3 separate regions of the Homo sapiens genome follow, and regions 1 and 3 are each linked to region 2. A link is a loop called in an ENCODE intact Hi-C map of the cell type or tissue named here. Cell type or tissue: heart right ventricle. All regions are shown on one strand. Region 1 overlaps SPATA6L (spermatogenesis associated 6 like). Region 2 overlaps SLC1A1 (solute carrier family 1 member 1). Region 3 has its middle 83 kb from the start of GLIS3.

Region 1 (8,000 bases), 55 kb after region 2:
ACAATCAATACAAGTAAGGAGAAAAAGATAATGTCATACTACCCCAATCTTGGCATGTAGCTATGCCTTGGGATCACTTAGTCTCTGAGCTTTTTCCCCAGATTCCCACAACAGAATAACCCAGTGAGCATCTGTGTGACCTTGGACAATTTACTTGACGTCTTTGTAAAATATCAGGATGATGACAGAGTATCTACCTCTTACTATTATAGTGAAGAGTTAGCATTGCTACATAGTAAATGTGCCAAAATAGGTGTTATTCAGTTGAGCTGTTAAACGTGTTCCAATTAACTATATTCTACTGAACAAATTTCCTTCCTTCCTTCCCTTCCCTCCTTCCTCCCTTCCTTCCTTCCCTCCCTCACTCCCTTCTTTCTTCCTTTCTTTCCTTTCTTTTTGATGGAGTCTTGCTCTGTAATTTGGCACTGCACACTGGGGGCCGGGATTTCACGGCAATTATGCCTTCCAAGAGAACTAGGGATAATCTGAGGGGTTTCTTTACGGGAGGTTTTTTTTTTTGTTTGGTTTTTTGGATGTTTGGTTTTTGTGTGGTAAAATTCACCAATTTTAAATATACAAGGGATACTCTGTTTATACCAAAAGTACCAAGTCCCAAAAGATCCAGAAATAGATGTATTCCAACCCCTTCAACCCATTTCTTCCACCCATTCTCTCCCTCTACGTGGTCAGACAATGGGACTCATTGTTTTTGGCTCAAGAATCCCTGACCTTTTTGTGGTAAGAATCTACTTTTTCATCTCCCTGAGATCTCGAGATCGCTGGGGAGCCAGGACCTGGCAGTGAAACAGATATGGAGAAGGGGAGGGACAGGAATTGGTGCTGCCATTAGAAGAGAGTCCTCAAGAAAAGCCGGGACTGGGACACGTAGTGGGAGCCACTGGGTTGTGTGTGGGGGATGCCTCCTGCCTGGGGTCTGTCCTCCCAACCCACAGGAGTGGCTCTGGCTGTCCTGTTCTAGCTATTTGATCTTGCCTGTTTGGATCTTTCCTGGACTCACTGAGATGGATGCTCAGCATCTTTCAAATAAATGCCCCGTTTGCTTAAGACTAGCCAGAGTCACTTGGGTTTTTCACAATCACTAAAGCTTCACTAAAATGACCCTCCAGGATCCCAGCCTCTCCAGGAATCCATGACTCAAGAAGCGGGGTCAGGGAGGATGGTATGGAGACTTCCAGAGAAGGTATTCTAAGCGTATGCCAAACTACTGGGTGGGAATTCCTGTTGTGTGGGAAACCTATTTTCCAAGAAAGAATTGACGTTTTTTTTTTTTCTTTTCTTACCTTCTCTCTATCCCCCCACATCAATGTCCACATATCAGCTGGTTCAGGGCTCTATGTAACTTGATATTACCCATGTTGAAATTCAATGTAATTTGGCATTTGATAATCATGTGGGCTATGTTCCGTATAACCACCTAAATAATTGCCTAGACGGCAATTATTTTGGTAACCAGAGAGTAAATGGCCCAGAATCCGTCCTTTAATCTAGCAAGCAGAACGTTCTAAGGTAGAAGCCTCCAGAATGGGCCATTACTGAGCTGTCCTGCACATTCCTCTGTGCTAAAGGTGGGGAGCCCTGGCCATTCCTAAGGCAAGCCAACTTGTTCTGTAAAGCATGCATGACCCTCAAAACAGACTTTCAGGAGCCTGACTACAGTGAAAACTTAGCAGGTCATCCCACACTCCTTTATTGTTTAGAAAGACGCATAATTATTCTGATCCTGCTGACATGAGGACTATACAGGACAAAGCTATAGGATCCTAGTGGGAGCCTTCCAAAGGCCAATGCCCACGAACTCTGCTTGGGTTCCAAAGGGCCCTCCTTCACACATGGGGAGACATGGATTTCCATGTAAGATTACACTCTAGCTTTGAAAATGCAATAGAATGTAGTGGTTAAGAGAATAAAGCTCCACCATTCACTAGCCATGTCACCTTGAGCAAGGGACCTAACCTATGCCTCAGTTTTCCTATCTGTAAGATGGAACTAATGATAGTACCTATCTCATTGGGTTGTCCTGAGAATTAGATATGAATTTGTTTAATACATGTGAAGTATGTGTACTAGTCTCAGCACTCAGGCCGCATGTCATAAGGAAGAGCGATTATTATTCTGGGCTTGAATGGAAAAGAAAAGAATATATGAGAAACGATGATGTCCCACAATGTGGCTAACTACTTGCCACAGATCTGAATTCTAGAGTTGCCTTGTTACATGCATTCATAATCAATGCATATTCAACATGCATTTATAAAAACTCTTTACTGCGACCGGGCACGGTGGCTCACGCCTGTAATACCAGCACTTTGGGAGGCTGAGGCAGGCAGATCACGAGGTCAGGAGTTTGAGACCAGGCTGACCAACATGGTGAAACCCCATCTCTACTAAAAATACAAAAATTAGCTGGGTGTGGTTGTGCACACCTGTAATCCCAGCTACTCAGGAGGCTGAGGCAGGAGAATCACTTGAACCTGGGGGGTGGAGGTTGCAGTGAACCAAGATTGCGCCATTGCACTCTAGCCTGGGTGACAGAGCTCCATGTCAAAACAAAAACAAAAACAAAAAAAACCCTCTTTACTGAGCAGCAACCATTGTGGAGGGTCAGGTGATACAGAGACAGCAGCAGGGTGGAGATGGGTAGGCAGGTTCTTGTTCAGTGCACACACCTAGTACATGTGTTTGCAAAGTTAAATGTGATTCCATTGTATGGCACTAAATACTGCGTATAAAGCAGTGAACAACAGAGACAGATTCTCTGATCTCATAAGGTTTCACTCCAGTAGAAGAGACAGATTTTAAACAATCAGCCCAGATAAAAATATAATAAGAAATTGTGTCATAATTTATGAAGGAAAAATGCTGTGTACTAAAGGGTACACATCACAGAGAGAGGGAGTGTCGTGTCATAGAAAATCATAAGCCTGGAAGGACAAATAGAAGTTATCCAGGCAGAGTCAGGAAGACATATTCCAGATGGAGAAAACAACATGTGCAGAGACCCCATGGCAGGAAAAAGCTCCGTGTTCAAGAAGCTGAAAGAAGGCCGGAAAGTCTATTAGATAAAGGGTGATGTTGCGGGCAGGGGAGATGATTACAAGAGGAAGCAAGAGAGCTGGAAGGCACGTGCACTGCAGTTATCATACAGAGCAAGGGAAGAACGCAGTTCTCAGGTCTCCTCCAAGTCTCCTGTCCTCCACACTTTCTAGTTACTTCATATTGATAGGAGGAAACTGAAATTCTTTTAGCAAACCAAGATAAGGAGAAGCACTTAAGCTGCTTACTTACATAAGACAGTACCTTAAAAATATCTCTGTTCATGCAGTGAGTATTTCTTCAGAGGGTAGCTTGGTCTTTCAATGATATAATTTACTTCAGAGGTAGAATCTTCCTACAATAAAAACAAATCCAGCAATTATGTTACCCATAACATAATAGAGATGGATGATACCCAGATGTGTAGTTTTGCATGTAGGAGGTCTGTGCATCCCATTTATGCCGTTATATGGGGTTCACTATATATGTGTGTATATAGAATCTTTCTTTTTTTGTAGAGACGAGGTCTCATTATGTTGCCAGGCTGGTCTTGAACCTCCTGGCCTCAAGGGATTCTCCCTCCTCAGCCTCCCAAAGTACTAGGATTATAGATTTGAGCCCCAAACCAGGCCTTTGTTTACATTTTAAAGAGATTCCTTGCCTGAAAAGGTTGGGAATTAAAGCAAAGCCAATGACTTTGCAGAAAAGAATTAAAGTAATTCACTACCCTGATGGTTAGGGCAAACAACATTTAGTTTTAAGTGTCATCCTGCAAATCTAGCATATGTCAGTATATAATAAGTCAAGAGGACTAATTCAACTACATGGCATCATTAAATTCAGCCACTGGGGGCACTGTTGTCCTATATTTGAATTCTTTGAGCAGGTGAACTGCCACTTAGCTGTGTATCTGAATCAGTGACAAAGTACTGGGAATACCTACCAATGGATCAGAAGCACTCCCCATACCCCTGTAAAAGTCATACAGCCAAAACCACCTTATTAAATTCTAGAACAACTTTCTTCCATGTTGTGGCCTTACATAGCTCACACAAACAACTGTATTCTTCCCTGGACTGGGATTCATGTGTGCAGGGGAAAGGAATGCTCTGTGGGCCACTTAGCCTGTCTTCTCTCAGTCCTTTGAAAGGACCTCTGCTTGATGAGTGCTGTGCACCAAATTAGCTGCTACTCCTCCGTTGGATCCAAGCCCCACTGTCTCATCCTCAGGAAGCCAGCCCTGACTCCCAGCCATGTCAAATACCCGCTACCATTCAATCTCAGGACAACAGGTAATCTCCTTGGTAAGCCTCACAATTTTCCACTTATTTCTGTGGTTATTTGATTAATGTCTGTCTCCCCGACTAGACTGTAGGTCCCTGTTCACATATTATTTAGTGAGCAAAGATCTAGTTTTATAAGAAAGTCTAACCTTGTTTTGGTGCAGCTGTGCTCTGTGGGATGTCAGAAGACTGCATACCCTCTCATGGATATTCTTCCATGTGGACTGAGAACCAGGATGGAACCTGCTCAACAGATGGAACAGGGTGGAATATTAAGCAGCTACTAAAAAGGACACTTAAAGCACATGACGGTATGGATTGATATTTAAAACTTAATTATAATAAAAAACAGCAGCATGCAAAATGGTAAACATAGTGTGATTTCAATGTCTTTCTTAAACCTACCCATAGGAAAAGCACTGGGGAATAAAAACTGCTCAGATGTTAAGAATTTTTTGTGTTTCTATGTGTGGCTATGAGTGATTCTTTTCTTCTTTGTACTTTCCTGTGTTTTTCAGATATTTCTCTCATGAACAAACCCTACTTTTACATTTAAAATTTTAATCTAAAACTTTTTAATATAAAATTTAAATCCGGTTTTCGGGGAGAGCCAAGATGGCCGAATAGGAACAGCTCCGGTCTCCAGCTCCCAGCGTGAGCGACGCAGAGGACGGGTGATTTCTGCATTTCCATCTGAGGTAGCGGGTTCATCTCACTAGGGAGTGCCAGACAGTGGGCGCAGGCCAGTGTGTGCGCGCACCGTGCGCGAGCCGAAGCAGGGCGAGGCATTGCCTCACTCGGGAAGCGCAAGGGGTCAGGCAGTTCCCTTTCCGAGTCAAAGAAAGGGGTGACAGATGGCACCTGGAAAATCGGGTCACTCCCACCCAAATACTGCGCTTTTCCTACGGGCTTAAAAAATGGCGCACCACCCACCTGGCTCGGAGGGTCCTACGCCCACGGAGTCTCGCTGATTGCTAGCACAGCAGTCTGAGATCAAACTGCAAGGCGGCAGCGAGGCTGGGGGAGGGGCGCCCGCCATTGCCCAGGCTTGCTGAGGTAAACAAAGCAGCCGGAAGCTCCAACTGGGTGGAGCCCACCACAGCTCAAGGAGGCCTGCCTGCCTCTGTAGGCGCCACGTCTGGGGGCAGGGCACAGACAAACAAAAAGACAGCAGTAACCTCTGCAGACTTAAATGTCCCTGTCTGACAGCTTTGAAGAGAGCAGTGGTTCTCCCAGTACGCAGCTGGAGATCTGAGAAGGGGCAGACTGCGTCCTCAAGTGGGTGCCTGACCCCTGACCCCCGAGCAGCCTAACTGGGAGGCACCCCCCAGCAGGGGCACACTGACACCTCACACGGCCGGGTACTCCAACAGACCTGCAGCTGAGGGTCCTGTTAGAAGGAAAACTAACAAACAGAAAGGACATCCACACCAAAAACCCATCTGTACATCACCATCATCAAAGACCAAAAGTAGATAAAACCACAAAGATGGGGAAAAAACAGAACAGAAAAACTGGAAACTCTAAAAAGCAGAGCGCCTCTCCTCCTCCAAAGGAATGCAGTTCCTCACCAGCAATGGAACAAAGCTGGACGGAGAACGACTTCGACGAGCTGAGAGAAGAAGGCTTCAGACGATCAAATTACTCTGAGCTACGGGAGGACATTCAAACCAAAGGCAAAGAAGCTGAAAACTTTGAAAAAAATTTAGAAGAATGTATAACTAGAATAATCAATACAGAGAAGTGCTTAAAGGAGCTGATGGAGCTGAAAACCAAGGCTCAAGAACTACGTGAAGAATGCAGAAGCCTCAGGAGCCGATGCAATCAACTGGAAGAAAGGGTATCAGCGATGGAAGATGAAATGAATGAAATGAAGCGAGAAGGGAAGTTTAGAGAAAAAAGAATAAAAATAAATGAGCAAAGCCTCCAAGAAATATGGGACTATGTGAAAAGACCAAATCTACGTCTGATTGGTATACCTGAAAGTGACGGGGAGAATGGAACCAAGTTGGAAAACACTCTGCAGGATATTATCCAGGAGAACTTCCCCAATCTAGCAAGGCAGGCCAACATTCAGATTCAGGAAATACAGAGAATGCCACAAAGATACTCCTCGAGAAGAGCAACTCCAACACACATAATTGTCAGATTCACCAAAGTTGAAATGAAGGAAAAAATGTTAAGGGCAGCCAGAGAGAAAGGTCGGGTTACCCTCAAAGGGAAGCCCATCAGACTAACAGCGGATCTCTTGGCAGAAACCCTACAAGCCAGAAGAGAGTGGGGGCCAATATTCCACATTCTTAAAGAAAAGAATTTTCAACCCAGAATGTCATATCCAGCCAAACTAAGCTTCATAAGTGAAGGAGAAATAAAATACTTTACAGACAAGCAAATGCTCAGAGATTTTGTCACCACCAGGCCTGCCCTAAAAGAGCTCCTGAAGGAAGCGCTAAACATGGAAAGGAACAACCGGTACCAGCCGCTGCAAAATCATGCCAAAATGTAAAGACCGTCGAGACTAGGAAGAAACTGCATCAACTAACGAGCAAAATAACCAGCTAACATCATCATGACAGGATCAAATTCACACATAACAATATTAATTTTAAATGTAAATGGACTAAATGCTCCAATTAAAAGACACAGACTGGCAAATTGGATAAAGAGTCAAGACCCATCAGTGTGCTGTATTCAGGAAACCCATCTCACGTGCAGAGACACACATAGGCTCAAAATAAAAGGATGGAGGAAGATCTATCAAGCAAATGGAAAACAAAAAAAGGCAGGGGTTGCAATCCTAGTCTCGGATAAAACAGACTTTAAACCAATAAAGATCAAAAGAGACAAAGAAGGCCATTACATAATGGTAAAGGGATCAATTCAACAAGAAGAGCTAACTATCCTAAATATATATGCACCCAATACAGGAGCACCCAGATTCATAAAGCAAGTCCTGAGTGACCTACAAAGAGACTTAGACTCCCACACATTAATAATGGGAGACTTTAACACCCCACTGTCAACATTAGACAGATCAACAAGACAGAAAGTCAACAAGGATACCCAGGAATTGAACTCAGCTCTGCACCAAGCGGACCTAATAGACATCTACAGAACTCTCCACCCCAAATCAACAGAATATACATTTTTTTCAGCACCACACCACACCTATTCCAAAATTGACCACATACTTGGAAGTAAAGCTCTCCTCAGCAAATGTAAAAGAACAGAAATTATAACAAACTATCTCTCAGACCACAGTGCAATCAAACTAGAACTCAGGATTAAGAATCTCACTCAAAACCACTCAACTACATGGAAACTGAACAACCTGCTCCTGAATGACTACTGGGTACATAACGAAATGAAGGCAGAAATAAAGATGTTCTTTGAAACCAACGAGAACAAAGACACAACATACCAGAATCTCTGGGATACATTCAAAGCAGTGTGTAGAGGGAAATTTATAGCACTAAATGCCCACAAGAGAAAGCAGGAAAGATCCAAAATTGACACTCTAACATCACAATTAAAAGAACTAGAAAAGCAAGAGCAAACACATCCAAAAGCTAGCAGAAGGCAAGAAATAACTAAAATCAGAGCAGAACTGAAGGAAATAGAGACACAAAAAACCCTTCAAAAAATTAATGAATCCAGGATCTG
Region 2 (8,000 bases):
AGAGAACATTTAATTATTTTTATGAATGTATTTAATTACGTTTGGAAATGCCTGGTTCCTTTTAACCCTAGCAACCTGATTGACACAGCCGCAGACCAATTATTTGTCCCATGTAATATTTGTTTATTTGTTTAAATTGTCATAAGCATTTAAAATTGGAAAGATTTCATGTAAATATCCAAATTGCTGGCTTTCTCTGAAAAAAAAAAATGAAGATCTGGGAACACTGGCCCAGTATTTCCACCTATCAACGGTGGTCTGAAACCAAGAGACAACTACTCCATTTAGCTGGAGCAAATGCATTTGAGAATGCCATAGTCTCCACTACTCCCGATTGCCCAGTACTTTGTCCACTTCACTCTTACGTTACCTGCCTGGCCGCCGTAAGGATGGCAGTTATAATCCCTTAGAATCTTCTCCATATCAAAGATTCTTTAAAAAAATGTTTTTAAACATGGGGTCTTGATATGTTGCCCAGGCTGGTCTTGAATTTCTAGGCTCAAGCAATCCACCCACCTCAACCTCCCAAAGTGCTGGGATTATGGGCATGAGCCACTGCATCCAGCCCAAGATTCCTAATTTTTTCTTGGGCTCCTTTGAGAATACAATGCAAACTTTGGACTTCCTTTCGAGAAAAATCTTCACAATTGTACATATATACTATATTTTGCACGCAATTGCACAAGGTGCATAAACCACCTGATGAGCAATACTATTGAACTCATGTGTCTATGAGGGGAAGTATAGAAGATTGATCCAAATTATGCAGCAAACCCAAAACTCGAGGTAAAACAGGTTTTAGAAGAAAAGGTAAAAATACATGTATGAATGTCTAATTCTGTAATATCAGATGTTTGAAAATACATGCCACTCTTGACAGTCAATAACAAGTGAGTTTTGTTTTGGTTTGGTTTTTTTTCTGGGAAGTATAGCCTTTGGCCAGAAGCCAGAAACAGATACTTCCTCTAGTGAGATTTTTGCAGTCTGGATGTTTTGTGTGTTAGCTCAGCCTTGCAAATAATCTAGGAAAATAATTTACAACTCAGCATTCCACTGACATAGCCCAGCTACTTTTGAAGCTATAGCATGGATCAAGTAGTTTCTCCACTTTTCCTCCACCAAACCCCCAGCAGCCAGTCAAGAACTAGAGGCAGCGAGCAAAACCACCACCCCATCTTTTGATTTGGAGCAATGAAATAGTCAAAGATTCAAGGGATATGAACAAAGCAGGGTGGGGACAATGATGGCATATCCATGTTTTAAATTGTCAGATTAGAGGGAAAAGCAACAAGACTAGTGTTGGCACAGTTATAGGAAAATAAGTTCATTCATACACTTTCAGTTACCTAATAAATTGGAACAAACTTTCTGGAGAACAGTTTGGAGCATGTTCTGATCTCTTCACCCAGTAATTCTGTTTCTCAGAATTGATCATAAAGAAATAATCAGAGATATGTTCAAACTCCTAAGTACAAGGATATTCATGGTAGCATTTTTTTGTAATGGTGATAAATTATAAGCAACCTAAATGTATACAAATTTATATTGTATACATATGTATACAAATTTATCTTTTATACTATGTATACATAGTATACAAATTTTCATACTAAGCAACTATTAAAAACTTGTCTTAGAATCATATTTAATTACATGTGGGAACATTCCCAATACAGTATAAAGTGGGAAAATAAAATTACACAACAGGATAGTGTATACAATCCAAATTTTATTAAAATGTATATACATTTTTAAAAGTTGTGATCAAAACCAAAAGGTTAACATCCAGAAAGTAAGAAAACATGATCTGTTCTGCTTTCTTTACATTTTCAACTGAACCTGTGTTTTTGTTTGGTTTGTATTTTTAATGAAAGAGATGGGGATGGAGTCTGGCCTGAGATCCTCCAATTTTGCCTCTGGTCGCTTCTCTGCCTCATCTCTGCTCCCTTCCCCTGCCGGCTCAGTGCCACCTTTACCTGGTACACAGCTCCTTCCTCCAGACCCTGAAGTAGTCTTCAGCCTCCCTACCCAGAAGATGGCCGTGGAAAACACACAGGAAGGGCCATTTCACATTGCAAATGCCCTCATGAATCCAGCAGGCTGGTAGCTTAACGTATACAGTTATTAGGCCGAAGGAGGATGCAGGTGGGAAGCTGAGGAGGGTTGAATGAGTCCCCTAAGGATACGTAAATTAGAAGCAGAAACACAGCTAGAATTCAGACCCAAGATTAATAATCTGTGCTCCTGCATAAAGGAAACTCTCTTGCCAAATTAACAGGTAGAAAAAAAAATTCTGCCATCAAAGCCTCTGGTGAGATTAAAAAAATACTTTATAGCTTTTTTAAAAAACAGGAAGAACCCCTTTTTATGTGATGATAAGGTTAAGAAGCCAAATTTACCAGGGAAATTTGAACATAGACTGGCTGTTAGATGGTATCAATAATTTGTTAATGATTTTGTTAGAGATGATGATGGCATATAGTTGTATAAGAAAATGTCCTTACTTTTTAAATGCATATGGAGTTATGAAATGACATAATGTCTCAAATTTACTTTAAAACAGAAAAAAAAAATGGCACAGTTGATATAAACTCAAGACATTTTCAGAGACAATCATTGTGGGTACCAATAGAATCCTACCGATAAATTACATTGTGAAGAACATGCTCCCGCCCTGCTGAGGAATATCTGTGTTTGGGATCTGCTAACATTTAGGCTTGTAAGCCGTATTTATGTCAAAGCACCAGAGAAATAACAGGAAATAGCTTATGAATATGCCTGAGAATTGTGGCTCTGGAAAAATCCTGGTCCAGCCAGTGAGTTTAAATTCAGGTCACATTTTCTTTACTACTTCCCAAAATTAAACTATGATGATTGGAGCCTCCTATGACCAACACAGGGACAGAACAGCACCTCCAGTCCCGCTCCCAGAGGTCCCCTGAGCATCCTTCCCGGATGCTCATAACTTTGCTCAGGAAGAGGTTGCAGCTCTTCCACTTTAGCCTCTGCCACCCCCGCCTGGGCCAGAAGCACTCCAGTGGGCACAGCTGCGCCTCCTGGTGTCTGCTGTGGCTGCCACTACCCCGGTGACCTAAGGAGTTCCGCTCTTTGCTCCTCCATCCTAAGACAGGAGCAGAAGCTTAATTCTCCAAAGTGCAGCTGAGACCACACTTCTACTCAGGACATAATCTTTGCTAAAGGTAACCAAAAGCAGATGAAACACCAATGGTGACATCCAACTGCTCCCTGAAGGGGCTCCCAGGGCCTCTTAACAGGGATGCCCCTCTGCTTAGCTGCTTGCCTCCAGGAGGCTAGAGTTCATCTCTAAAGGTGTTCCAAGCTTTCCTGCACCCCAGATCCCAGAACCTGACACCAAGTTCTAAGAAGGAAAAATTCCGCTATCACACAGGCCATCCTGTCCTGACCTGGAGTGACCTCTTCCTGGGATGCTTGCCATTGTGGAATATCCACTTCAGAGAAAACCCCCCTCACGGCCACAGGGGGATAGCCTTTCCTCGTGGACCCCATCAGGAGCCTTCCATAGACTCCATACCATAGTACCTGCTGGGTTATTGCAACCACCCTGCTTGTAGAACCTGGGAGTCTGTCCAGGTCAGGCTGGGCCAAGTCCATGCCAGTTCCTGTGCACATTTCTTCCTCCAGAGCAAGGAGTTGCTCATTCCTAACCCTTCCTGTGATGTCGCAGCTCTGGATTTCCTAAAAACGCCTGCTCAAACAAGGGCACACACAGCTCCTCAAGAAACAGCACCAGTTTGCAGCTCAGTGGATGTCAAGCCAAGCAGATATCAAGCCAAGAAAACTCCCTCCTTTCCCTCCTCTCTCCCCCAGGCCACTGAGTGTGAGTCCTAGTACTGATTCTGCTTCCTGGACAAGTCACATTATTAAACACTAGACGTCAGGAGAAAATATTTGCGTTTTGTTTATCAATGACTTTCAGTTTCCACCAGACACTGGTTGGGTGACTGGATTTACAATTGAGGATCTTCTCCAAAGATAAATTTAACACTCTACCCTTGGAAGATTTAAAAAACAAAAAATGCTCCAGACTTTTAGATGATTGTTACTCCAGCTTTCATGTTAGGATTTCAAAATTTTTAGGGCTTGACCTCAACCATAGGATCAGAGGTTTTCTACTACTTTTTGTTGGGAAAGGGTGGGAAGACAGGGTCTCATTCTATGGCCCAAGCTGGAATGCAGTGGTACCAGTATAGCTCACTGTAGTCTTGAACTCCTGGACTCAAGCCATCCTTCCACCTAAGCCTTCCTAGTGGCTGGGACTACGGGTGGCCCACACCACCATGCCTGGCTAATTCTTACTTTTGTCGCGATAGGGTCTTGATATATTGCCAGGGCTGGTCTCAAACTCCTGGCCTCAAGTGAGCCTCCCACCTTGGCTTCCCAAACTGCTGTGATTACAGGAATGAGCCACCACACCTGCCCTACTTTTTAACCAAGTAAAAAAGTTTAAAGCCTTATAAAACCTTAGGTATATTCAGTATTTATTAAACAACAGCCAGATGTAGAATGCATATGTGAGTTGGTTGCCTTTCAAGCAAGGATTTTTCTATGAAGGGCCCAATAGTAAATATTCTAGGTTTTACAGGTCCTGTGTATTTTGCCCAACTACCCAACTCTGTTTGTCATGGGAAAGCAGCCACAGACCGTATGTAAATGATTGAGGGTGACTGTGTGCCAATGAAACATTCATTTACAAAAACAGGAGGCCAGCCAGGAGCTGACCCCTGCCCAGCTAGACTCTGACACTCCAGATGCAATCTAGTTGAGGTTGAATCCAGGTAACAAAATAAACTACCACATCAGGCAAGGAGTATGAATGCACTGAAGAGACTGAAGAATAGAGGGTGAGCAGAATAAAGTGCAGTTGGTGATAGTTTTAGAGCACCTTATTTGTAAACTCAGGCTTTACAGCAGATGACACACTTAAATCTTTGGGGCTGAGGAAGGCTTTTTTTTAAAGGCTATGTATTCATTTACTCAGAGGCAGCTGTGTATCTGGAAACAATCCCACATCCTCCTATGAAAAGAACCATGCCACGTGCCTCCCCGAGACAAGGTTCAGTTTTATTCAGCTAACATTTGTTAACTCCAGCTGCATGAAAACAGACTAACAGAAAACCAGGTATAAGAGGGTGAGGCCCTACCACTCACATGGTCATGGAGCTGAGGTCATCTGATAGTCAGGTCCAGGAGTCCCTCGTTAGCAAGAATTGCAAGACTTGAAGACGCATATCACTTTGTTGTACAACTTGCTATTAAATGTAAGCTACTGTTCATAAACATAGGTGGCTAAGAGCATTTAATGTCAATTTTAGCTACGAGGGAGGAGTATGCATTCTTTTCTTGAAACATTGGTGGTCCATTATACAGTTTAGTTTCTATGAAAATTGCCATTCAAGGTGGTTTATAAACTTAAAACTCCAGGCAGGAAGACAAGTTTGTTGCCTAAGACTGTACAGTCTGAGAGTGAACTTCTTGCCTCATTTGCAACATCTGGAACCAGTGGGCTCTTCATGCACTTTAAGTGCTCCTTTCCCTAAGATTATCAAGAAATTTGTGTTGAGTTAGAATACAGCTGTTGAAGCCAAAGGACTTATTGTATCAATTTGATTTCTGAAATGCCTGGCCTCCAAAGACAAAACGACCACATAGTGTATAAGGAAGAGCTCCCATAATGAACATGCCATTTGCAAGTAATAAAATGAATAGTGGCAAGAGATAAATATGCCCTGCTTTAGTCTTTCCTGAGACAGTGAAGCCCAGAGAATCAACCATGCATGAGCCTTCTTTCTGACTAAACAGGTATTAGACTTGTTCATAGCTCTGTTCAGCTGTAAGATAACCTGATTTGATTACTTAAAAAGGGATTCTAAGGACCTTCTATATATTGGAGGCATGGACCTGGAAGACCATTCGTTCATTTATTTATTTATTCATTCTATCTTTAATGAGCCAGGCTCTGCTAGACACACAAGGTGTAAAATTAAGTCTTATCTCAGCAAGAAAGAGTACATTACAATGCTGTGTGATAAGCACTTTCTGGGAATGAGGTCAGTGCAGGGGACATTGGAAGGAGCCATTTTGAAGGAAGCATAGAAATCAAGTGAAAGGAAGAGGGTGGGTATTCCAGGCAAGAGAAAATAGCATCTTTGTCCTCCCAAAATAGCATCTTGGGAGGACAGTGAGACTTGAAGTGCGATGCTGGAAACGTGGGCAAGAGGAATGGGATGGAAAGGGGGAGCACAAGGGTTTACTGGCCTCGTGTGCCTTGCCAAGGGGACTGGACTTGAGCCTGCAGGCGAGGGAAGCAATTCTAGCAGTGACTCCCACCTGTGCCATTCTCTACAGAGGGACACCTGAATAAGTATCCATCCTAGAGGGGCAAGAGAGTCCAGTGGTTAAGAGTACAGACAGGAGCCACACTGCCTGGGTTTGAATCCTGGTTCTGCCATGGATTAGCTGTGAAACCTTGGATTTTACTTAACTTGTCCTCAGCTTTAAAATATGGATAATAATAATGTTTCATAGAACATCTAGAATGCCATACAATTTTTTTACTTACTCTTTTTTGTCTGAGACCTTCAGAAGTTCCTATAAAGTACCTGAACTGGCAGCAGAATCTACAGGGCCAATATCAGAATTGAGCTACGCAGATATGAACACACTGAATGCATTCATTCTGGAAATGAGAACAATATAAAAAGACTTGCTCTGCCATCAGTTTGTAAAGTTCACCAGCATGTAAGAAGCTTTTGCCTAGAAGTCCGAGATACCAATTTTATGGATAAAGAGAAGCAAAGAGACAGCTCAGTCATATTTAGGTTGTGGCAAAAACCCAGAAAAGTCTCACTGAGCCATTAGCTAGCTGCTGCTGTCAGAGCATTCATATGGACTTTGGAAAAGAACAGTTGAGTTCCTCAGATTCTTTGGGGTATATTTAATGCTTTTACTGGACAATAAGTTCAGGGAGTCAAAAAGTTCATGGAGTCTTCTGAAAAACTGGTCCTAACTACAAATACCACCGTGTTCCATAGTAATGAAAAAAATGTTAAAACAGCTCCTGGACTGCTGAAACCAGGACACAGCCCACCGCTTCTTTTTTTTTTTTTTTTTTTTTGACAGAGTCTCACTGTGTTGCCCAGGCTGGAGTGCAGTGGTGCGATCTCAGCTCACTTGCAACCTCCACCTCCTGGGTTCAAGCGATTCTCCTGCCTCAGCCTCCCAAGTAGCTGGGACTATAGGTGTGTGCCACCACCACCGGCTAATTTTTGTATTTTTAGTAGAGATGAGGTTACACCATGTTGGCCAGGCTGGTCTTGAACTCCTGACCTCAAGTGATCCACTTGCCTCAGCCTCCCAAAGTGCTGGGATTACAGGCATGAACCACTGCACCTGGAGAGCCCACTGCTTCTTGATGCATGTTTTGAACTTCAAATGTGGACCAGCTGACAGAGGCTTCAAGGGGACCTTTAGCTGATTCTGCTCAAGGACCAGTTTATTTTGTTAACATCACCAAATAGCCTAGAGTGGTGATATTACCTATTTTAAGAGAGTTCTTCATGTCTCTAAGAAAAGTAGATGTCATAGGTGATGCATGCACAGAAAGATTTTGCATGCTCCTCTTTGCCTCTTCCTTTCCCTTTGAACATCCAGGGAGTACTAATCAAGGCTGCAGAGATTTCCCTATGCCCTGGATTAACAAAGTAAGATCATATCCTGCCTTGTTTTCTCTGGGGAATAAAAGAAACATTTTGGAATTTAAAAATCATGAACCTGTTTATTTAATCCTCATAGCAGCCCTATGAAGTCATCAAGTAGGTGGGACCTTAACTCCATCTTTAGAGATAAGGAAACAGGAGGTTGAAGACAGATTAAGCCACTTTTTCAAGATCACACAGATCATAAGGGCAGCAGCTGGAACTGGCAAGTTTTGTTCTGGCAACACTCTGCTGCCAAGGGGC
Region 3 (8,000 bases), 170 kb before region 2:
TTATTTCTTGGTTCTTGATAGCATGTGTAGGGTAAACTTCCCTGAGAGCAATAACTTAAACACACCTTTAGAATGAGCTTGTATGGCAGAAGCACCTGAATGTGTGCTCCAAGTTAGGGAATCTGGGCATGGCCGACCTGGAGACTGATTCTTCCTCTATGAGGTACATCTGAGCCCCCATCAAGCCAAGTGTTTGGGTTAAATGAAGGGGATTGAGGCCAAGTGTTTTGGGTTAAATGAAGGCTGACAGGTGGAGATTGTTAAGGGAAGAGTGTTAAGTGAAAATGCTATATAAGCTCCGTGCTGTTTTCAAGTGCTTGTGGTTTTCTTGCCTAACCTGCAGCCTCTCGGCCGTGTCGTTATGTTATCCATCCCACCACCACTGGACTGTAGGAAGGCGGATATGTTGTCCAGCGCCCCATCACTGTACCATTTCTGTACATAAGGCAGTTCTCCTATCCAGCCTGTCACCACTGCACTCTCTCCCCTCTATGTAAGCTCCTAATAAAACCCCATGTCTCATTTGCTGGCTATGGGTCTCTTCTTCAGCCTCTTGAACCTGGTGCCTTCCCTACTGAGGTTAATAGGGGTTTGGCAAAACACCATGCTACTGTTATTTAAAATGTTATAATTTCTCAAACTATATTAATCCCAAATTCAAATGCTAAAGATAACAACATATTGCAAAGCTGACTCTAAATGCCTCTGGATTTTTCAGCCCTTTTGGAAGATTGACAACATTAGTCCCTTCTTTTAGTGCAAACTATCTAGAGATGGGAGATCAAATGTGGAAATGCTTATAAGATGTTTTTAGTTGATGAGATTTCAGGATCTGGGAGCTAAACCTTGAGTTATTTCATTGCCATTGGGTGGTGGCAGTTGACTTGTTTTCTGCTGTTTCAGTGGACCTTGAAATTATCATGACTATTTGCTTCACTTCAGTGTACACCATCCCGCTCCATTTGCAGTCAGCACCACTCAGGGAATAAAACATATTCATTCGCAGTGTCCCTAGCAATGACAGAGGTATTTTCAAATATCTTTTTGCTCTTGAAGAAAGGAGCTCACTTTGCTTTTGCAAAAGACAGGTGCAAAAAGGACCAATATTTGACACACATCATATTATATTGCAAAGAATAGGAGTGTATGTGTGTGTATGCATCTGTATGTGTTTTAGCATAGACATCAAACCAAAAAAAAAGGAGGTCTGTCTTAGAGGCAGACAGAGTGAAAGACCCCCAGGAGGACTTGGGTTCCAATCTTGGCTTTGCAAGTAACTAGTTATGTTACCATCCACAAGTCACCTACTCTTTCTGAGTCTCATTTTCACTATCTGTAGTGCATCAATATCTGCTCTATTCCACCGGAGCATTGTGGGACAAGGTTTCAAACCTAGAAGGCATCTTGGCTGTATACAGCTAGGAGAAGGAATTATAATTGGTTCATTATTGACTCTTCCTTAAGAAGTTCTAACAGAATAAATTTGCCTTCTTGCCTGCTAATTAGACATGTATTTAACTGTTTCTTTTTTAAATAACTCTCTGCTGTTATTTGAAATCTTCTATTATATGTAATAAAAATCTCTGTCACACACACATACACAAAGATAACAATTGGCTCTAAGCAAAATGATTTCAGAAATAAGGGGGCAAACTTCAAATTATTACTGCCCATCAAGGAAGTCAGGTGACAACAGAGTATTGTTAACAACAAAAATATTTTCAAAAGCACCAAAGAAGATAAAAATTTAAATGTCAGAGCTGAAGACAAAGATTTCTATCAGTACATCTCACACTTTTGCATAATCAGAATCACATAGGAGAACTTGTTAACTATGCAGATTTCCGGGCCTCACACCAGAGATTCTGAGTCAATAGGACTGAAGTTGGCCAAGAAATCTGGATATTTAGCAAGCTACCTGGCTGATTCAGAGGCAAGTAGTTCTTTGAGAATACTTTGAGAAACACTGGTCATTACCAATCAAATATGAACATATTGTTAAAATTTTTAAATAAAGTACGAAAGAAACTGGTAGAAAGGAGAATGTGGATTTAATTCAACATAAAGTTTTGGGATGGGAGATGCAAGACCCTCCCAAGAATAGAACGAGAAGAGAAGGACTCCCTGCAATGTCTTATCTCTCAAAATGTCTCTAAGGTGGATCCACAGGAGCTAGTTAGTGAAAACAATGGAGGAAAATGTACAAACCCAAGAGGAAAATAAGCCATATAAAATTAGAAGAAAAATGTGGGAGGACAGGCAGAAATGGCCAGAGGGTAAGTAGTCTCAGGGATGGTCAAATTGTTGATGGGTAAAAAGATAGGAGAAATTCAGTAGTCACTGGTCAGAGGGGAAATCTTACTCATCAAAAAGGAGAGGAAGAACCAAGTAAGTGAGAAAACAGTAAAAATGTGAATGACTTTACATTTTTAAGAAAATGACATACAATCTTCATGGAAAATTTGGTGGTGGGGAAATAAAATGAGTTCAACATGAAAATATCTTTAAAAAGTATCTTAGAGGAATTTTAGGATAGAAGATGAGAAAGTACTTTGAAAAGTATAAAGAATGAATTACATGATTATTGCTTGCAGTATTTTCATGATTATCAAATTTTTTCACTGTCTGCCTGGCTCATAAGGTAGTTAAAGAGGGCTCTATGACATTATCTTTGGATCCCCAGAGCCTAACAGTATCTGATATATAATAAGCACCAACCGGACGGACAAATGGATGGGTAAATCAAGTTAACACAGGAAAAGATAAGAGTTGCATGGTCACATAGTACTCACAAAGCCTTACAGGTTTCATTCTCTGATTTTATGAACACAGCACTCACGCACATTTTGGTACTAATATCTGCATGCATGAACCTCCAACTGGGGCATGCCTGTTTGTCTTCCTGAAGGAAGTACTTCTTGATTCATTTTACTTGGTGCATCAGTTGTCTACCTGCTGCCCCTGAGCTGCACTTTCACCTTATTCCATCCTGTCTGTATTGCTGGGGCTGTGGGAATCCACAAACTCCATTTTCCAGACTCCTTTACTACCTGGCTTTCTGTTATGTCTGGCAAGAGGAAGAGCCATTATTTCTTTCTTATACTCTCTTTGTTTCTGCTGTTGGTTCTGGAAGTAGCTGTGCCCCTTCAGTGACCCAAGGTTCTGCTGGAACTGCCCTTAATTGGTCCCGGCTGTGGCTAGGGAGACCATCCTTGGCAGTCCCAGCACAGGCTGGGTGGAATCCCTTAAGGCCTGCTCCTGGACTTTGACAGCTCCTCTTCAGTTTCATTCCCCCAGTTCCTAAGGCTGGTAGCCGCTCTCTACAGATACTAATCTCGGAATGTCACCCTTTTCCCTTTTTGCTTCTTTAGCTCCCTTGCTTATCTGTTCCAATGCCCGTAATACCAAAATCTGTAGTAAATCCCTTTTATTTGAAACATCTAGAGTGGTTTCTGTTTTTCTGGCCAGATGCTGAATGACACATCTGGAAAAATCAGGGTAAATATTATTACTCTAGGTATTGAAAGTACAGATTGGAGAACATTTCGTTTGTTCCAGAAGAATCCTGAATGAAAACCGAAATTCAACTGGAGAGTTAGAGCATTATTGAACAGTATGTGTAGGGAATAAAATGCCTTTCCCCCATCCTGGAATACCTCCCTGATTATACTACCTTATTACTGTGATTGTTTTTTAACTTCTCTGCTTTTTCACACAAATCTACAAGAATCTCCTCTTCCTGGAAGCCTCTCTGATTACCTCACACAAACATCATCTTGCTTAGTCTGAATTCCTATGGTTCTTTTGTTCTCTGACTTCTAGAGTATTTCTCCAGGTATGTTAGCAATCAGTTTTTCTCTTGATCACTCCCCAAACCTGAGTGATCATCAGAATCCTCAGAAAAATATAGATACCAGGCCCTTCTCCTTGTCCTAACCTCCTGAGACAAAATTCTAGAGTGATGAGTGGGTACTATAGGGTCGAGACAGCATCTATATATATTTTAATACCTCTCAGATGATAAACCCTTCAAGATCAGGGCCTTTCCATTTCTCATGTAGCTTTTACTGTACCTAATACAGTTTAAGCAGACCATAAAAATCTGTTCATTTTCTAATGAATTACATGAGGGAAGATTCCCAGGAAGACCAGCTGGTGTCACTACTGCCTAATTAATATTTCTGGCCCAGGGAAGGGCATCTCACAAAGCAAAATTTGACCTTACCTGGATTCACCGATTCTGTGCTTGAATCCATCTTCCCATCTGTCTATTTTCCTAAAAGGAAGTTGCAGAAACCTTGCCAAGAAAATAGACAGCAAAACTTCAGCAGTACCAATAACTTGGGTTTTCTGAAAGGAAATGATGCCATGACCTGAGGCTGCCAGACTTAATGTGAGAAAGCAAGAACTGAAACGAGTAGAAGTAGGCCTCCCACTGGCCCAAGGCCTAAGATTTCATTGCACTTGCTTCTTGGCATTAACATTCTGTAGAACAAGTTTCAGAAAAAAACGCTTAACGAATTTGCAAGCACAACCAAACTCCAACCAGATTGCATTTTTTATTCACCTTTTACAATCTCATTCATTTTCCATAACATTTGGAACTGCTGTTTGAAAGTTTAATTTTCCTTTTTATCTACTATTTTCTTATTATTGACTTAAATTATTCTTGATTCATGGATAAGCAAACTAATGTGGGTCTACCCTGAGTCATTTATTATGTATCAAAGATAACATAGAACTCTTCACTTCTGGCAGAAGCTGTTTAGTAATTACTTCTAATTACTAACAAATTAAGAACAGCATGTGCTCCAAAAGCAGTTTCTATACAAGCTCAAACCTGGCTATATTTCAACACTTCTAAATTCTAATTCTCTGGATGCAGAAAAAAATCTATTAAGATGGTTAAAAGGAAATAAAATCTAGATGTATAAGTCCAAAAGAAGTCTCCAAAAGTCCCCTATAACCTTTCTTAGGTAATATGACTTGATCATCTCCATTTGAACATTTACTTCCAGAAAAGTAGATTTTTGGGATAATCAGCCTCTTTGTGTTGATTGACCACAAACTTCTATGTTCAGAAGTTTACATTTTAATTAAGAGGGAGGTATTGAATGGTAACTGGATCTCCAGTAGTTGAAATGGGCTTCTCCTTGTCTAGAATAAAGGCCTTTGTTAGCTAGGTGGTCCTAGAGAGAGCACGAACCCCTCAATTCCTCTCCTTCAAGACTTACAGCCTTAAATATCCATGGAACTACCCCCACTTCTCAGGGAGTTTGTGTGCCATTGGCTGCCAATCAGTCATGTCATTTATAGGGCAGATGAGAGTAGTCTCTTTTATTTCCCACTTGGTACTGAAGAAGTTGTGGCCTTTGGGGGTTAACCAGTTACTGCCCAGCACACTGTACACAGATCGTGCCAATGAGGTGTACACGTTTTCCTCCTGCTCACTTTGTGGAGCACACTGGTGGTGAACACAGGGTGCTGGACCTTATAAGGGGTTTCCATCATGGAGGAATCTTTTGAAACAACAGCAGTGCTGCCAGAGGTGGGAAAACGGAACTACTTTTTAGATAATACTGTTCAGTTAGCCAGGACTCACCTTCACTGGAAAAAAAAAAACTTTTTAGAAATTCCAAATGAAGATAAAAATTTATTTTCTAAGTTGTCAATATCAGCTTTGTGTTCTTTAACAAGGACTATTACTCATGGTTGATTGTTTGCCAATGGCATTGAAATTGTTTCTTTTTCTCTTTCTTTCTCTCTCTTTCCCTCCCTTCCTTCCTTCTTTTCTTCCTTACTTCTTTCCTTTATATAATATATATAAAACCTCTTTCCTTTATATATAATATATATGTATATATATTTATGACTCTCTAATTTCTTCCCTGGACAGCAAGATGCCACCCACTGCCTTATCCCTAACCTAAATCATGGTCTCCCAGCTTACTGCTTATTCAAGGGCTAGGTAATAAATTCCATTTCCTTTTTAAAAATTTCCTTCACCAGCTGGTTAATATCCAGAGTCACGTGTCTTCCTCTTCCTACGCTCCCATGTCTCCCACTCCCACCCACTCAACCTCCAGCCCCGTGTACACATCCAAAACATATCAGATAGAAGACTTTCCTTTCCTTGAGATCCAAACTGGGAACCTGGAGCCAGACACTGTTGCACAACATTGGGTCCTAACTGTCATTGTAACGATTTTCAACTCACCTGTCAGCATTCAGCTATACAAGCTTCATAATGTTGCCCAACAGAGGCGCAGAAACCAAGGGCAGATGCCTCAGCCTTTTAGAAGTTGCTTGTAAAACAATAGTGGAGCAATATATTTTGAAGTGTGTTTTGAATTTCTTAAAAAAGGAAAAATCTAACACTCCTCAGAACAGTTTACTGTACACAGTGAACTCTTAGCACCTAGGATCTCATGGGTTGCAGTGTGCCTGCAGGACTGTTTCTGCATTCCCTTCGATTTCCCACATTCCGTTTCTTCGTGGATTCCCTCTGCAGCTAAAAATTTCAAGGATTTTCCCAACCCCAAAGATAGAAGTTGATACCTAAAATCCAAAAGCTGCATTTTCCAAGCAATATAGATGTTAGACTCCATGAACCTCAGACTTAGCCTGGGCTTCTAGAAAATACAGTTCTTGGCCAGGCACAGTGGCTCACGCCTATAATCCCAACACTGTGGGAGCCTGAGGCCGGTGGATCACCTGAGGTCAGGAGTCCGAGACCAGCTTGGCCAACATGGCATAACCCTGTCTCTACTAAAAAATACAAAACTTAGCCAGGTGTAGTGATGGGCACCTGTAATCCCAGCTACTCGGGAGGCCGAGGCCGGAGAAATGCTTGAACCTAGGAGGCAGAGGTTTCAGTGAGCTGAGATCACGCTATTGCACTCCAGCCTGGGTGACAACAGTGAAACTCCATCTCAAAAAAAAAAAAAAAAAGAAAAAAGAAAGAAAGAAACAAAGAAAGGAGAGAGAGAGAGAAAGAAAGAAAGAAAAAGAAAGAAAGAAAGAAAGAAAGAAAGAAAGAAAGAAAGAAAGAAAGAAAGAAAGAAAGAAAGAAAGAAAGAAAAGAAAGAAAGAGAAAAGAAAGAAAAAATGCCGTTCTTTTTCCTGGTGCACAAGGCTCACCCCAACCCTGAGCCAATCCCGAAAGAGATTCTAATCTCCTGTACCACTTACCATCTGTACCAATCATGCAACACTTAGCAGAGAATGCTTCAGGACACAAAGAAATATATTGAGATCCCTATTCCCATCTATTTATGGCATCTTTGCTGCCTCATCACTCATGGCCAACCAGTGACAAACTACCTCTGGGGTGAGAATTTATCCCTTCTGCAAATGCTTTATTTGGATTATTCCCTTTATTGTAACAGCACATGTCCACAGTAGAAATCAAGGGAGAAAAACAAGAGAGAGAGAATAAAAACAGAATCTCCTCTAATCACCCTAATCACCCTACTCAGAAGGAGCTTTGGTTACTAAGCTATATTACAGTTATCTCATTATAATAATAAAAATTGTGTCTATACATGTGTATTATAGGGCTGCAATGAACATTTTCATAGCCAAATCTTTTGTGTGTAGCCAGGAATATTTTTATTTTTGTTTTTATTTTTATTAGTTTTTCTTCATTTTCTTTTCTTTTTAAAAAAAATTATGATTTTTTTAAATGAAACACTTCACAAATTTGCATGTTATCCTTGTGCAAGGAGCATGTTAATCTTCTCTGTATCATTCCAATTTTAGTATATGTGTTAACGGTGGAAGGTGTACAGATTCTTGGCGTGTTGAACAAAGAATTGGACAACACACACAAAGAAGGGTTTTAATGAAAATGAAAGTACTCCATGGTGTGGGAGCAGGCCTGAGCTTGGGAGCTAAAAGGTCCCGTTACAGAATTTTTGGGAGTTGAAATACCCCCTAGAGGATTCCACTGATTACTTGGGGTATGCCCTATGTAAATGGAAAGGATGACATAAAGTTAC

What was found. Hi-C counts contacts between places; a loop is a spot of excess contacts. Peaks named below come from ENCODE experiments on the same cell type or tissue, not always from the same donor. Only the 100,000 strongest peaks of a DNase experiment are listed, where the experiment ranks them.
Region 1: it touches region 2 in a loop (4-fold over the local background); 12 of 110 quality-filtered maps call a loop at or near these places.
Region 3: it touches region 2 in a loop (2.4-fold over the local background); 16 of 110 quality-filtered maps call a loop at or near these places.

Annotation. Positions count from the first base shown.
Region 1 is chr9:4,600,861-4,608,860 of GRCh38, forward strand. It overlaps SPATA6L (spermatogenesis associated 6 like), which reads right to left. Exons shown (of 12, transcript NM_001353486.2): 10 at 4,487-4,580; 11 at 3,319-3,409. The coding sequence ends at 3,320. Among named protein-coding and RNA genes, the nearest start is that of PLPP6, 57 kb to the right of the region's middle. RefSeq lists enhancers at 4,634-5,833, 5,247-5,824. In heart right ventricle, CTCF peaks have their summits at 3,887 and 4,102; a DNase peak (open chromatin) is centred at 3,901.
Region 2 is chr9:4,546,230-4,554,229 of GRCh38, forward strand. All of the region lies in intron 2 of SLC1A1 (solute carrier family 1 member 1), which reads left to right. Among named protein-coding and RNA genes, the nearest start is that of SLC1A1, 60 kb to the left of the region's middle. In heart right ventricle, a CTCF peak has its summit at 3,071 (motif pointing left); DNase peaks (open chromatin) are centred at 3,029 and 3,429; H3K27ac peaks cover 5,879 bases.
Region 3 is chr9:4,378,732-4,386,731 of GRCh38, forward strand. It overlaps a transcript of GLIS3 not described here and the pseudogene RNU6-694P. Among named protein-coding and RNA genes, the nearest start is that of GLIS3, 83 kb to the left of the region's middle. In heart right ventricle, CTCF peaks have their summits at 4,138 (motif pointing right) and 4,339; no DNase peak of the experiment used is centred here.